2 separate regions of the Homo sapiens genome follow, and region 1 is linked to region 2. A link is an interaction called in ENCODE POLR2A ChIA-PET data of the cell type or tissue named here. Cell type or tissue: OCI-LY7. All regions are shown on one strand. Each heading gives the region's core, and the rest is flanking DNA. Links, peaks and the distances in the headings are about the cores only.

Region 1 (4,404 bases), core at 173-4,172, 120 kb after region 2:
CCAGGACTGGTTTATACCTTGCATCCTGAGCTTCTGGGACGGACTTCAGCTACCTGCGACCCTGAACTGGAATAAGCAGGTTGGAAAATGAATGAGCAAATACTAAGTATTGTAAAATAAAAATTTGTAAAGCATACAATAATCATACAAATGCACCACAATAGGCTGGGTGTGGTGACTCATGCCTGTAATCCCAGCACTTTAGGAAGCCAAGGTGGGTAGATCACTTGAGGCCAGGAGTTTGAGACCAGCCTGGCCAACACGATGAAACCCCGTCTCCACTAAAATTATAAAAATTAGCCCGGTGTGGTAGTGCATGCCTATAATTCCAGCTACTGGGGAGGCCGAGGCAGGAGAATCGCTTGAACCCAGGAGGCGGAGGTTGCAGTGAGCTGAGATCGTGCCATTGCATTCCAGCCTGGGCTAGAAGAGTGAGATTCCATCTCAAAAAAAAAAAAAAAGTTTTTTCATGAACCTTATCATGACTTAGTGCACCAGTGACACTCTTGGACTTTCTGCTCTGTCCTGTGCTTCCTCTTTCTTCAATAGCCATTCATTTTAGTTAAGACAGAAATTTATCATACAAGATTTATTTTCATATAAAATTTTTCCTTTCTTTTTCACTTTTTTAACCAAACGTATAGTGTCATATCCATAAATTTCTTTACATCTCTCTTTCCTACTTACTGGTTTCTTTCTGTCTTGTTTCTATTTCTTTCCTAAATCCATATTTTGAATCAACCTTTAAATAAACTCCAAATTATATAAAATTATTCTTTTTCTCAATAAAGCCCACATTTTAGTGCCATCTTATAATTAATTTCCTAAAAAAAACCTTACTTTTCTGGCCACATTTTGCATATGAAATTATATAAAAATTAGAATTTCCAGGCCGAGAAGTAGCTCATGCCTGTAATCTCAACACTTTGGGAGGCTGAGGCGGGCAGCTCCCTTGAGGCCAGAAGCTTGAGACCAGCTTGGGCAACACGATGAAACCCCGTCTCCACTAAAATTACAAAAATTAGTCCACTGTGGTAGTGCATGCCTATAATTCCAGCTACTGGGGAGGCTGAGGCAGGAGAATTGCTTAAACCCAGGAGGTGGAGGTTGCAGTGACCCAAAAAAAAAAAAAAAAAAAAAAAAATTTTTAACTCTTAGTAACCTTAAATTTTAGCAAGCAATTTTAAACTGTCACATCTCAGTATTTTATAAATAAGAACCATTTTATAATTTTCAGAAACATGTTTTCTTATAATTTTTTAAATCTTAATTGGAAATGACCCAGATATTTAATGAGCATCTATTATTTAATTTAACATAACTTTAAGATTTTAAATTACATGAAAACTCCATTTACAGGCATTTATCTCATTTACAATTACCTAATCTATTAATTTTTAACAGTTTCGCTAGATTATTTATGCGAACTGAGATATTTATCAAAGCTAGTCACCATTTCAAAATATATTCCTTTTAGCCATTTTTATAACCTGTGAACATTAAGTGTTCACTTAAGTAAGAATCTTAAATACATGGGTATTTTGCAGATAACTCAGAAGGTGGGATTACAGGCGCCCACCACCATGCCTGGCTAATTTTTGTATTTTTAGTAGACACGAGGTTTCACCATCTTGGCCAGGCTGGTCTTGAACTCCTGACCTTGTGATCCACCCGCCTCGGCCTCCCAAAGTGCTGGGATTACAGGCGTGAGCCACTGCACCAGGCCGGTTCATGAAAAAACTTCATGAAATAAATTTTGCATGTGATTCAGTCGCCTTTAATTAAAAGGAAATTATTTATGTGTTCTTAAAGATTGAGCTTTGATGTTAAAAGTACATTAATACAAAACTAGAAATTTTGGTCTCCTATGTTAGAACAGCGAGATTTTCTTAAATTATTGATTTGATCTTAATAAAACTGCAAGAGGTTTTAATTTCTTTTCTTTCCTTTTTTTTTTTTTTTTTTTTGAGACGGAGTTTCACTCTTGTTAGCCAGGTTGGAATGTAGTGGCGTGATCTCGGCTCACTGCAACCTCCACCTCCCAGGTTCAAGTGATTCTCCTGCCTCAGCCTCCTGAGTGGCCGGGATTACAGGCACCTGCCACCATGCCCTGCTAATTTTTGTATTTTTAGTAGAGACGGGGTTTCTCCATGTTGGTCAGGCTGGTCTCGAACTACCGACCTCAGGTGATCCACCCGCCTTGGCCTCCCAAAGCGTTAGGATTACAGGCGTGAGCCACCGGGCCCGGCCAATGTTTCCATTTCTAATTCTGAACTCTATTCCTTTCTGAAACTTGTTTTTATCAAGATAATTCCCACATTATCTGTGTTAGATTTTTGATTACTTAGGAAAATGAAGCTTTAAAAGGATTGATTTTTACACCCATGCAACTTTTTGTATTCCTTCTGAAGTCTTTTGATTTTCACTCTGATTAAATGAACAATTATTATTTAACAATAAGCTGTGATTCTGTTAGGGTCAACTGTTTTGAATCTTTTGACATCTTTGGCAGGTTTCCCCAGGATCAAAATCCTAAGTTAAGTCTTATTGGCTTAAACTTAATTTTAAGATTATCTAGTTGGGCCCCTGGAGAGTTTCAAAGAATATATCTCTCATCTTATAGAGAGAGCAAATGATTAGACTTATTTGGTAAATTGTATGGGAGGCATTGTCAAATGGTAAGTAATAACAAATTTTCTCAGTTACATTTATTGGTATGTTATTGATGTCAATGTTACAAAAGTATGCAGATTCATAACAATATAATGCTAGTAGTCATAATTTTGGTTTTGTTAAATCTTTTCTAAAGTTATATTTGTATGGATATGTTATTAATGTGAATATTCAAGAGTATGTGAAACTTATTAAAATCTGATAGCCCTGATGTGATGTTATCAGTTATGATTCTGGTTATTATCTGAAAATGCTGCATGTAATAGAAATAACTAAATTTCCTTGTCAATTGGGAACTTTCATCAGATTTTAACCATGGCTATTTTAGGTTTTTGCCATCCATAGTTATTGTTTTGAACTCTTCTCTAAAAGCACTGGCAACCAACTACAGTCCAAAATTACTTTCATGAAAAGACTCTGACAAGTGCTCTTGAATACAGGCTTCTGATAACTTTGGAGATGATATCATTGAACTAGATAAAACCTTCCAGAACTCTAATAAAAAAAAAATGACGTGTTCATGAAGATTGCTAACATGACACCAAGCAGAACAAGAAGTACATGGGACTGAACTGATGAGGGAATAAAGTGATTTTTATGACCTTTTCATTGAAATATTGCTGATTCATTTTGTATTTTGTTTTTCAGAATCAAGAAAACTTATTTTCTTTTGAGCAATTTGTATCTTACAGTAATTGGTATTCTTTTGCAAGCAAAATTGAAACATTTACCTTTCTCTCTCTACCTGAATTCTCCAGGATTTGGAAAGTATTAATAAGCATTCTTATTTTATTTCAATATAGTTATTTGAATAAGTTCAATAGAATCTATTTTCTTTTGTTATAGGACATATTAGAAGCACTGGTTATTTTACCAAGGCTGTGGCTGGAATATTATATTTTCAAACATGGCAAGACTGCTTTGAAAGACTGGGATTGAAATTATAAAGCCAATATAAAGAGAAAGACTGGCCTGGTACCTGGTCTGCACAGCTCTCTTACAGGGTCCCTGACCTTGGGGTAAGTAAAGAATGTCACTTTCTGGCTGGGCACAGTGGCTCATGCCTGTAAGCCCAGCAGTTTGGGAGGCTGAGGTAGGCAGATTATTTGAGCTCAGAGTTTGAGACCAACCTGGGCAACATAGTGAAACCCTATCTGTACCAAAAAAAGCTTAAAAATTAGCTGGGTATGGTGGTGTGTACTTGTAGACCCAGCTACCTAGGAGGCTGAGGTGGGAGGATCACTTGAGCATGGGAGGTTAAGGCTGCTGTGGGCTGTGATCACACCACTGCACTCCAGCATGGGCAACAGAGCGAGACCCTGTCTCAAAAGAAAAAAATAAAAAGGCCAGCCACAGTGGCTCAAAGTGCTGTAATCCCAGCACTTGGAGAGACTGACACTGGAGGATGGCTTGAGTCCAGGAGTTCAAGACCAGCCTGGGCAATGTGGTGAGACCATGTCTTAAAAAAAAAAAAATTAGCTGGGCGTGGTGGCATGCACCTGTAAGTCCCAGCTACTCTGGAGGCTGAGGTGGGAGGATAACTTGAGACTGGGAGGTTGAAGCTGCTGTGAGCCATAATCATGCCACTGCACCCCAGCCTGGGTAACAGAACAAGGCCCTGTCTCACACACAAAAAAAGATGTCACTTTCTGACAGGCCAAGAATGTCAAGATACTTGGGGGACTTTAAGAAAAAAGGAATTCACCCCATTTGTACAGGCATTACACGCAT
Region 2 (4,404 bases), core at 285-4,284:
TCACGAAACTGGTAACACTGCATGAGTATTCCTATTGTGTCAAATACAACAAATTGACATGAGAGAAGCTCTACAAATGAAATATTTAACATTTTATAATAAAAAAGAAAAATACCGAAACAACATTCAAAGGTATTCATCAACTCACATTGCTTCATGAAGATTACAATCGCCTATAAATTTGTCTTTTAAACAGGCTGTTACAATTCAACTGGAAAAAAAGCTATGAAACTTAAAATTGTGTCTATACAATTAATTATGAGTAGATGGTGATCATGTAAGAATCACTGACAAAATTACATGTAAATCATTTAAGAGCAACAAAAGACAGGTGAAATTTAATAACTTCAATCTAAAAACTTTAAGGCATACACACACGTACACACAACGTATAAAATATATAATCATTAAAATGTCTGTTGAAAATTTAGGGCTTGGTTTAACGTACCGGAGTTCTTTCCTAGGTTCTTAGTTTTTAAAAGTGGTTTTTTAAAATAGCAATTTATATAACAGACACATTTCTCAGCATAGTTGCATCCTCTTTCCCTTCCACTAAAGGAGAGATTTACAAAACATGTATAAAAAAATAGGAATGCTCAAATTTATTCTTCCCTCTTTCTGATAATTCATATATATATATATATGATTTAAAACTAAGTCTTAAGAACCATCTTTGAAGAGATAAAGGAAAGGAAAAAGCCCTTAGGGTAGAAGGAATCATTTCCTGGAAATACTACTAAATACACACTTAAGGAGGGGTGAGAGTTGGCATCATGAGACTGTATCTTTCTATTCCAAAGGGTAAGTACAAGACAGGTTGCAAATTGGCCCAAACTATGGAAACTACCACACTGTGGTCAGCACCCACAGCTTCCGCAGATTCTAGATTCAAATGCCACCTCATCACACTGTCATCCCTACCCACCCTTCACAACAGGTAAACAGGAAAAAAATAATCAAGGTGAATGATTTTCAAAGAGTTCCCTGGTGATTTTGATACTCCCCTCACCTGTCCCCCAGAATGAAAACTAGAGAGCTAAGTGTATGCTGCCTCATGTTCTCACCCTTAAAACCCTGTATATTAAAATATCTGATAACCCCTGGTTCCAATGGACTCCTCCCTTGCCCAGTTTTAGAGTCCAAAGTTGTGGTTTCAGCCAGACAGGTGTCAAAGTCAAAAAAGTATTTCTGAACAGATACAGATGTCAGGCCACAAAACTGAAGGCTTGTAAAAACAATGTCTATACTATATAGAGTTGAACCAGGCTGGCATCTTTATGATCTGGGCATCCACTAGGTAGGAGTTTACAGATACCCTAGTTTATCCTATCTGTTCTGTTCCAACCACTGGTATTCACACATTAAGTTTGCAGAAGAGGTTCTCCAGCTAGACTCACAGAAAGAGCTTCAGGACTAAATTCTGCAAAGACAAAAAAACAGGCTGAGTAGAAACTCAAACCCACCCAGGATAGATTACCTAAAGGTATTTCAGAGACATGTCCTAAGGTACCTCTTTTAAAGATATATAAAAAGGTGGTAGAAAGAGAAAGTCCAAAATTTCTGCAGAATTAAAACACACACAAAAAAGGTTGTTCTTTTGAGAGGGTATGGAAAGTATTCTAAATAGCATCATCTAAAATCTTTCCCCTCAAGAAGAAAAAGTAAAAAGTTTACAAGCTCAAATCTCTGCACTCCTCGCAGAAACCCCCATTTTGTTTGGCAGGCCTTCAGATGGCCTAGCTTAGCTGGCAAATATTCAAATACAGTTATTCAAAATATGTTAATGAGGCTAACGTGGTGTTTGCATCACATAACCCAACCCTCCCTTTCTTTGTGTGAACTGAACCTGTGCAGGTTAAAACAGGCGTGCCAAACACTTGCTAACTGAGATTACTGACTGTTGGCTGAGCAACTGCCAATTTAAAATAAGCAGTTAGGGAGAAGGGCTTTGCTCAAATGCATACTGTATTTAAAAATGGATACAGAGTTTCATTTTGATATTCAAGTGACTCCCACTCCCATATTCCTCTATGGGTATGAAAGCAAGCATTAACCATTTACATTCTTTAAGCACCATGTTCAAAGTATCCTAAAGATTCCAATGTACTTTACAAGTACTTTTTTAAAAACAATTTTCCAGTGAAATGTTTTTCATTCCACAAATGAAGAAATGGAAATAGCATTTACACATTGCATAGATAGGGATAACTGGAATCAAAAGTAGAACTCAGTTATTTTATCTGAGTTAATATACCTATTCAACAACATCTTCAGCACAATATCAAGTATTTCTTTTGTGGGTAAAATAAAATCACAAAGCAACTAACTGCTTGTCTTTGATTTGCACAAATTCTCAAAATTTGAATATTTCCCCCACAAAATCAGACTATCTTAACATTTTCATTCATCTTTCTCCCAGTCTCCCCCCGGCCCCGACCCAAAAAAAGGCATTGGCTTGTTTCTTCATCCACACAGACATTCCATACATAGCCTGAATTTCAGAACTTAGGCCATGCAGCTTCATGTTCAGCAGAACAGAAAGCACTGGTTCCCAAAAAAAATCTCAACACCTCGCACTCCCAAAATTAGTCTCCAAATCACCAGCCCTTATGTAGGAAAGCAGGATCCAGTATCATAAACTTAAAAAATTAAAGGAGGGTTGGAAGAAAGGTATAAATGAGATTACACTCTTACCCATGGTGACTCATTCTCATATGCTCAAGATTAAACAGAGCACTGAATCTAGGATGAGGAAAGAATTTTTTCCTCAGGGGAAGAAAGGGGTGTGGGATTTCCAAATGTGCACTACAGTAGGATCAGCTGTGTGGATCAGGTGAGCAAATCCCACATAATTAACTTCCTACTACTGTGAAGGAGCAAACACAGGTGAGGCGCACGCCTTCCTGAAAGGTATTTGCATAAAGACCCTTCTGTTGTTTCCAATGCTACTGAGATTGAACGGTGAAGCAGGAGAGATTGGGCTGGCACAACAATCTGAATACTTAACCTACTGTGCCGTGCACTTAAAAATGATTAAGATGGTCAAGTTTATGTTATGTGTTGTTGTTGTTGTTGTTTTGTTTTAAACACAATTGAAAATAAAAATTAAAAAGGCAGCAATTGGGATGAACTGCTCCACGAGACAGCTAAAAGGCTCTGGAAATGTGCAAGGGTTTGAATGCTGGAAATCACAGCAACCCACTAAAGATGGAGGTGGATATAGAAATGGTAATGAGAACAGCTCTGGTCTGGGCATCAGGAAGCTGTGTTCTAGTCTTATCTCTGCATGCTGAAACCAGCTGGCCTTGGACTCAGGGTATTTCCTAGGCCTAAATTAAGAATAGAAAGAGTAAAAAATGTTTTTCTTCTTTCATTAAGAAAAATTAGCCTTTATCCTCTTTGAGTCATTTTCTTCTCCTTGAGGTATTTCAATAAAAATCTCGAAGAAAATCTGTTCTGCTTTGGAAGTACATGGTTTAGAAAAACAACAGATCCTGTTTGAAAACAAACAGATGTTTTCAATGCTAGAACTTAGTTGAAGGATGAAAAATATTTCAGTATCTATGTTTCAATTTCACTTAGTAAAAGCATGGGCTTCTCAACATATAACTAATTCTCCAACTTGGGGCAAAGCACATTTGCTAAAAAATGTATTGTGCATAAAAGCTACTATAAAAGAGTATTTTTTAGTTATTTAAGAATCACTGGCATAAGCAGGTAGATATTAAAGATTTGGAAATCTCTGAGTATTAAAAATTATAACTTAAAACAAAGAAATAATGAATAACAATGTACTACACATTTTAAGTGAATCTATGCACATTTTCTATTCAAATATAAGTAAACAAAAATATTACAAGGTCAAATATGTATATTATAGTTTAATGATAAATCTTCTACACTAAGTTTTTTTTAAAAGAAACACTTCCCTTTAGTAACTTAGGCAAAGGGCAATAAATCTGCTTACCTAATATTTTGTAACCCTTTTTTTCTCTATACTTTAAACTCAAAATGGAAAACTGTAAGTTAAAATACCCCCACTGAAAATTTATAAGTGATTTCTCAATGTTGCATTTGGATAGCTATTTAATGTTATGCTTCTCTCTAAGAGCATTTACACTTGTTTTCAGAAAATATAAATATTCATTGGAAACACCCATCACTATGTTAAACAGTATATGAGTTAGAATAAATAACAAGGAAGAAAAAAAAATCTGAAAAAAAGTTAGGAATACTCAGAGGCTCATAAAAAGGAGATACACCAAGATATATACCAAGTGTACGATTTTAAAAACAAAAGAAAGCAAGAAAATAAGGTCACCTGAAATGAAGAGAGCAAGTCCTGAGCCCAGTCTTCAAAGTGCAGGGTACAAGTCACAGGAGTCTAGCCTTCCTTGATTGAGT

Evidence for each region. Peaks named below come from ENCODE experiments on the same cell type or tissue, not always from the same donor. Only the 100,000 strongest peaks of a DNase experiment are listed, where the experiment ranks them.
Region 1: POLR2A ChIA-PET joins it to region 2 with 5 read pairs; 4 of 35 experiments call an interaction of 5 or more read pairs at or near these places.

What each region holds. Positions count from the first base shown.
Region 1 is chr4:143,235,194-143,239,597 of GRCh38, reverse strand. No RefSeq gene overlaps it. Among named protein-coding and RNA genes, the nearest start is that of USP38, 52 kb to the right of the region's middle. In OCI-LY7, for the core only: no CTCF peak of the experiment used is centred there; no DNase peak of the experiment used is centred there.
Region 2 is chr4:143,354,106-143,358,509 of GRCh38, reverse strand. All of the region lies in intron 1 of GAB1 (GRB2 associated binding protein 1), which reads right to left. Among named protein-coding and RNA genes, the nearest start is that of MIR3139, 13 kb to the right of the region's middle. In OCI-LY7, for the core only: no CTCF peak of the experiment used is centred there; DNase peaks (open chromatin) are centred at 1,159, 1,819, 2,899 and 3,269; H3K4me3 peaks cover 3,630 bases; H3K27ac peaks cover 4,000 bases.